Linked DNA regions of Homo sapiens: region 2 is linked to region 1. A link is a contact called in ENCODE Hi-C data. All regions are on one chromosome and are shown on one strand. The core of a region is the stretch at or near the end of the contact, and the rest is flanking DNA. Distances in the headings are between cores, read along the strand shown. Region 1 holds the start of TULP3 (TUB like protein 3). Region 2 overlaps TSPAN9 (tetraspanin 9).

Region 1 (3,460 bases), core at 289-2,788:
GGGTGGGAAAATGGTTTCTTAGAATAACTGTTCAACTGTGTGTAAATAAGGAAAGTTTTCAATGAGTATTACTTATTGTAATTAATGCAGAAGGACTTCCCCAGTCAACCGAATGTCTCGGCCTTTTACTCAGACAAGTAGCATCTCATTAAACCCATTCATTTAGCATTCATTCAGCTGGACCTACTGTGTCAGGTCCAGCCCCAACTAGATCAAGCAGGGATTACTGTATATTTTACAGATGGGAGTTTGATGCAGAGAATGAACCATGCACAGGTCACACAGTGAGTGCACGCTGACCCAGGCAGTGTAACGGTCCACTCTCAGCGTGTGCCTCCTAAAGTACTAACTTGTAGGTTCAAAACCAATGTGGAAACAACTTTGACCTTAGAACGCCATAAAGCCATTTGTGCAGTGACTTGTCAGGACTCAGGATGTTTTGTAGGGACTATAATGTGCATGTCGGTAGGGAGAAAGGGACTGACATTTGGGGACGGGATTTATTGGAGACAAGAGTACACATTTAGACAGGGGCTCTCACGGTGGGCTATGGATGTTTGAGGAAGGCCCACAGGAGGTAGAAAGGTAGATGGAAAGAGTCTCCAGGACGGGCCCACGCCTGTAATCCCAGCACTTTCGGAGGCTGAGGCGGGTGGATCATTTGAGGTCGGGAGTTAAGAGGCCAGTCTGGCCAACATGGTGAAACCCTATCTCTACTAAAAATACGAAAAATAGCCAGGCAGTAGTGGCCCCTGCCTGTAATCCCAGCTACTCCACAGGCTGAGGCAGGAGAATCGCTTGAGCCTGGGAGGCGGAGGTTGCGGTGAGCTGAGACCGGGCCACTGCACTGCAGTCTGGGCGAGAGAGAAACCCTGTCTCAAAAAATTAAAGTCTCTGGATTCCCTCGTGTGCTTTAGGGGAGTCTGTAGAGCAGGTCTAGGAATGACCTAAAAGCTTGGGCTGGAGTAGGGGAAGCTTAAGTTCTGTGCAGTTGAAGTTCAAGGCCAGCCTATGGAAGATGCGTTTCACTGGGAGTGACTGATGGAGTGGAGAGGGTACCAGAGGGGGTCCACGAAGGCCGCTGGTATCAGGGCAGGGGCCAGAATGGGAAGCGGCAGAGGTCTGTACATCCTCACAGGGCAGACCTCGGGAAGCGCTCTGGGTGGGCTCGGTAAAAATGGCGGGGGTGCGAGGAGCCGTTGCGTGCGTGGCGGTTGGTGCGGTATAGGAGACTCCTCTGACCGGACTCGCCTGCTGGCCGCGCGGCGGGCGAGGCCCAGGCAAAAACAAAGTCTTCCCGCTCAGTACCGGCCCCGCGAGGCGCTCCAGAGGACCAAGCCTTAGCTCGCGTCACCCCACCCCCGCGCAGGCGCGTTTAACTCCCGCTCGCCTCCCGCCCCTTAGCAACCCTCCCGCATCGTTGGGCCCCGGCAATAGCCAATGAGACAGGAGCCACGAGAACACGGACCAATCGGCGGCGGCGACAGTGTGGAACGCGGTTGCCAGGAGGCGGGACGCGGCGGCGTGCCAGCCTAGCCACTCTAGCGACGGCGGGGAAGAGTGTGTACGTGGTGGGGGCTTCCTCGGTGGCGGGCATGGAGGCTTCGCGCTGCCGGCTCAGTCCCAGCGGCGACAGGTCAGACAGGGCCGTGGCAGGTCTCCTCCTGAGCGAGGCGGAGGGGCGAAGCGAGAAGGCGGAGGTCCTCTCCGGGAGCCCTGCGGGGAGAGGGCGGGACTCGGGACTTGGCGACTCAGGGAGGGACTGGTTTCGGCGGCGGGAGGCGACCCCCTCGCCCTACTCCCGTGTGGGGACCCCTTTCTCAAGTGGAGCGGCGGCACTACATCCCGCGCCGTGGGCAGAGACCTTTGGTTCAGGTCCCTGCTTAGGAACTTCTGGAGTTTTCGTGACGGGCTCCCTCGGCCCCTCTGGGCCTCGGGTTTCCCTCGGGGGAGAGGCGCTGGCCCCGCTCAGCTCCCACTGCCCGGCGGTGTCACAGCCGAGAGGGGACCCAGCCCCTCCCGGGAGGCGGTGCGGGTGATGTTTAGTAGCTTGTTCTGACGCCGCTGCTTCGGACGGGTAAAGCTGAATTCTGGAGCAGAGTCCGAGGAGCGGAAACGCGAAACTTCTTTTTCCTCTCTGCTTTCCAGTGTTTGTCCCTGATTCGGGATGGTCTGACTGATTTGCCAGTGGGCCACACCCCTTGTTTGTGCGCCTCTTTCTCTGCCAGAGGGAGAGCCTCGGAAAAAAAAGGATCCAAAATCTCAGCGTGTCACTTTCTTGTTCGCTAGGTTAATGAGAAGTTAATGGGAAGCCGTTTGAAATCATTGGTTAGAAACTTTGGCGTCATCTGAGGATTTAAGCCCTACACGCCAACTGTATACCCCGCTTTTTATTCCATTACCAAGACAAAGATTTGGGGCCAGGCGCCTTGGAACACGTCTATTATCCCCAGCACTTTGGGAGGCCAAGGCAGGAGGATCGCTTGGTCTCAGGAGTTCGAGACCAGCCTGGACAAGATAGCGAGACCCCCATCTCTAGAAAAAAATAAAATAAAATAAAATCAATCAGTCAATCAATTAAAATTTGGCCGGACACGGTGGTGCGCGCCTGTAGTTCCAGCGACTCGAGAGACTGAGGAGGGAGGATTCCTTGAGCCCAGGAGTTCCAAACTCCTGTGTTGGGCCACTGAGCTCGCTAGCCTGGGCAACGCAGTGACATCCTGTCACCTTAAAAAAAAAATGATTTGACGTGTAAGTATTTAGTTTGATATTTCCACTAGTAGATATTTAAACAATTTTAAACCATTTTTAAAAATTGTCACAAAGTTGTTGGGGGTAAAGAACATGTATTTTCCTTTTTCGTCAAGTTCTATTGAGGTGATAGCTGCACTCTGAAATTTGTTCACTGTGCTTTTTTTTTTCCCAAGTCGAGGAAGAAAACTACATTTACAGGTGTAAGTGGTAGAGGAGATAAAGTTAGTATTCAGCATCTCTGGTTGAATTCCGAAAATATTTGTTCAGTTGTGGGCGCTCAGTTTTAATTCCATGAATTTAAAGTAGTAAATTTCATGAGTACCAGATGTTTGATATGACTCAGATTTTTTGGGGAAAAAAAAACGGGATGCGGGATTGACTTTGAAATTGGGACCAAGAGGCTTTTCCTTCCTTTTTTTTTTCTGAGACGGAGTCTCTCTCTGTCGCCAGGCGGTAGTGCAGTGGTGCGATCTCGGCTAACTGCAGCCTCCGCTTCCCGGGTTCAAGTGATTCTCCTGCCTCAGCCTCCTGAGTAGCTGGGACTATAGGCACGCGCCACCACGCCCAGCTAATTTTTGTATTTTTAGTAGAGACGGGGCTTCACCATGTTGGCCAAGATGGTCTCGATTTCTTGACCTGGTGATCTGCCCACCTCGGCCTCCCAAAGTGCTGGGATTACAGGCGTGAGCCACTGCGCCTGGCCCCC
Region 2 (3,460 bases), core at 419-2,918, 360 kb after region 1:
GGATGGCACTGGGCTCTGTTCCATGCACTCTCTCTTCTCCTTTCTGCCTCCTCCCGCTTCTGCCTTTCTTCCTCATCTTTATCTTCTTCTTCCTCCCCCTACCCCTGTGTTTTGGGAGTTATCTCAGTCAGAGGCATGATCTAGTACTACCCTCTCCCCAGGTTAGTGTCTGAAGGATTTCAGTTGGTGACTTTGTGGCACTGTGGGCTACTTAGAAGTTGTGGACATTTTCAAGATCAAAGGCTGTCTTTGGAGATGGCTGGGGAGACTTGGTGGCATGTAGAGCCCCAGCAGAGACCTCCTCCATGACTAAGCATTCAGCTTGCACCCGCTGTGTGCCGCAGGCTGTTCACAGGCCCCAGCAGTGAGCTGCCCCGGTGATGAAATCCCCTCGCATTGGTGGCATCCTCCCTGGTGGAAGGGTGCTGGGGGTGTGGGGAGGAGGAGGGGTAGGGTTGGGGACTCTGAGTGGCAGATCTCGACTAATGATGGTCATGTCTGAGAGGGGAGAAGGAAGTTCTTTTTTCAAAAGTTCTTTTTTCAAAAGTTGATTTCTGATTATAAAACTAGTATAGTCACTGGAGAGTACTGGAAATAATAGAGATATATGAAAATAGCATAAATTAAAGTCATTCACAATGCCATCATCTAGAGATAACCACCGTTCTGCTTCTGGTGAATTTCTAGGGCTGTATGTGTGGGAAGAGGTTCTTTTGTTGCAAAGGACATCTTTAGTTTTAAGGGACAGAGGGACACACAGGACGGTGGGTTCCAGCACCTCTGGCTGCCTGGGCCTCCTTCCTCTGACTGTTGGCACCAGCTGTCAGCCCCTGGAGGAATGGGCAGCCTGTCGGCACCGGCTTGAGCTCAGAGCTGGGATAGGAGTGTTATGCTGGAAAGGGGACCCGGCTCCCAGGGAGCCCCTAGTGTAGTGGAGAAATACGGAGCCAGAAGGGGCTGGGACCAACAGCTCACATGACAGCCCCTGCCTGAAGCAGAGTCCTGGCAGGGGGCCACTGGGCTTCCACCCAGACTTCTCATGGTGGGGACCTCATGGTTAAGCCACCACATCGGCCAGCTCTGGGTCCCTGCGTGAGTGAGGGTGAGGGGTCGTTTTTTACTTTGTAGCTTCTAGCACCTGGTCCCTGTTCTGCCCCACTAGAGTCTCATGGGGCAGACCCCATGAACCATGGAGCGCCCCCCGCACTTAAAACTCTGCATACCTCCATGTTCAGAGTTGCCGTGTCCCTCAAGTTCTCTAAGACCAGACGCCTCTAGTTCCTACCCAGTTCCTGTGGGGAATATGATTTCCACACTCCCTGGTGCTGGTGTGGCCAGGGAGAGGTGTAGCCTCTGGCCAGGCTTCGTGGAGCAGGTGAGACTGGAATGGCGTTTAGAGGGTATGGTGATGGCAGCGAGATGGGGAAGCCCATTCCAGGCCAGGGAATGGCACGCAGGAATGTTCATCCGTGGCAGGTGTGTGCACAGGCCTGTGTGAGCGGGTGCTCTCTCCGGGGCCAGGGAGAAATCCCAGCCCCTGGGCTCCCCCCAGCCCCATGCCCTTATATAGCCGTCCCTGCACTCCCAGAGCTCCGGGGGTGGGGACGGAGCCCCCTCCTACTGTACACATGCGGGGAGCCTGCCGCTAGCTGGGCCTGGGCCGACTCTTGCAAGATCCTCTTGTCATCACAGCCGGAGTCAGCTGTTGGTTTGGGAAGCCTTCCCTGGTCCAATGTTTCACGGTGCGCAGCCAGAAATATAACCCTCCTGTTAGCCAAGAGCATGGGATCTTGGCAGGCATCCGTGTGGCCTATTTTAAACTGAAGGGAACAGAAAGAGGTGCCTCTCAGGCTAAGCTGAGGACCCTTCCTTTGCAGGGCTGAGTGAGCGGGCTGCTGGGGGCGTGTCACTTTCTCCCTTGAGGGCCGGTGGACATCTGTTAGGGGGAGGGGGTGCAGAAGGTGGGAAATGGGGCTATTTCAGGGCAGTCTGGAAGAAGGTTTTCACGATTGCACAGCAGGCCCTAAACTCACATTTGGAGGCCTGGTTGTCATGCCCTCCCACTGAACTGCTGCGTGGCGTGTCCGAGTGAGCCACTGCACCGCCCTGTTTACTCTCTCCCACCTGGAAAGCAGGGGCTCATGTGGATCTGACCCACCTCTCAGAAGTGCTCCTGTGTCCTCGGGGGTGGTGATCAACACGTTCTGGGATGGCTACAGAGCCTGTCGTACTGCTTCATGTATTACAGTCTCTCTCTCCCACCAGCCCAAGCCTGCCCTAAGCAGGCCCGCGTTCCTAAGAAAACCAAATAAAAAGACGATAGGAAAAATGCAGTAAAGATCATTAAATTGCTTAGGAGGCTGCCTGCCGGCTCAGTGAACAAAGTAATAACAATCACTCATGAAGGATGCAGTGGAGCCTGGTGCTTAAGATTTTGGATTCTGGCTTTGACCTGCCTAGCTCTCACCCTGGTAAGTTCCTTGACCTCTCTGGGCCTCGTTTCTCATCTGTGAATGGGGGTGACAGTGGCACCCACCTCCTCATAGGTTGTGGTGAGGATGCAGTGAGATAGTTGGTGGAAAGGAAGGGTGTCTGCCGCAGGAAGTGTTCGCTGAGCTCGGCCAGTGCCATGGGGTTTGCAGAACATCCTTGTAGACAGTCCCTGCGATGATGAAGCTCAGAGAGCACAGGCCAGCGATCAGCCCAGGTCCACTCGGGTAGAAATGGCAATCTTCATTAAAGGTCCACAGGGTGACAGGTGGGAATTGGGATCTGGCGACTGCCCTTGGACCCCTTTTATTGAGGGTGGGAGGCTGGTGGTGGTGGTGACAGGGTGTTTGTTCTGGAGGGAATGTGGGCAGTGTGTCCCTGGGAATGTTCTGTCTGCTGTGCGTGGGCCTGGTGGTGTGCCCTCCTGGCCAGGCATCAGCAGCACCTGTGGATGTTTGGAAGCCCCAGAACCCCAGGTGCGTGGCTGCAGCCCTGCAGACTCTCGTGCAACAGGAGGTCCAGGGTGGAGCCTGTGAAAATGCTCAGGTGATTCTGATGCCCAGCAGGGGAGTGGAGGGATAAGGATGATAGCGTCAAATGGGGCTGGGAACAAGTCCTGGCCCTCCTGCTGAGTCTTGGTTATCAACACCACCTCCTGTGACTGGTGTGAAGTGAAATGTAATGATGCATCCGGAGCACCCAGCCCCGAGCCTGGAGCACAGGCTGGTTCTGTAAATGGTGCTGACAGTAGTCACTCCTGCAGCACAGGCTGGGCAGGGGCCCATGCCTCTGTGAGGCCCTGCTTTGTTTTATTGGGGTCAGGTGCTTACTACCTTCAGGACTCCAGCTTCTTTTCTGACCTTTTCAATGCTCAGACGCTCTCTTCCTTGCCCTCATCCCTGGCCCCTGCCCCACCCCCTCAATGCTGAGGGAGTCTCTTCATTCTAGAGGTGAGAAGCGAGGGAGAACT

The links. A loop is a pair of places that touch in the nucleus more often than their neighbours do. Pooled maps may share reads with other maps.
Region 2: a map of gastrocnemius medialis shows a loop between it and region 1 (2.3-fold over the local background). The contact joins the enhancer-like site here to the promoter of TULP3 in region 1. A Hi-C loop is called at or near these places in 3 of 168 maps with a recorded cell type or tissue (ascending aorta, gastrocnemius medialis and mammary epithelial cell) and 4 of 50 pooled maps.

Annotation. Positions count from the first base shown.
Region 1 is chr12:2,889,353-2,892,812 of GRCh38, forward strand. It overlaps TULP3 (TUB like protein 3), which reads left to right and starts at 1,539. Exons shown (of 11, transcript NM_003324.5): 1 at 1,539-1,636. The coding sequence starts at 1,596. RHNO1 (RAD9-HUS1-RAD1 interacting nuclear orphan 1) reads left to right here. Exons shown (of 3, transcript NM_001252499.3): 3 at 1-172. RefSeq lists an enhancer at 935-1,114 and a silencer at 1,385-1,434.
Region 2 is chr12:3,250,928-3,254,387 of GRCh38, forward strand. The region is part of intron 3 of TSPAN9 (tetraspanin 9); the gene reads left to right. Among named protein-coding and RNA genes, the nearest start is that of LINC02827, 48 kb to the right of the region's middle. Within about 2 kb of position 1,669, at least 14 of the 41 ENCODE cell types and tissues checked have a DNase peak (open chromatin) inside an H3K27ac peak, as active enhancers do; they include ascending aorta and gastrocnemius medialis, where a contact is called at or near this core.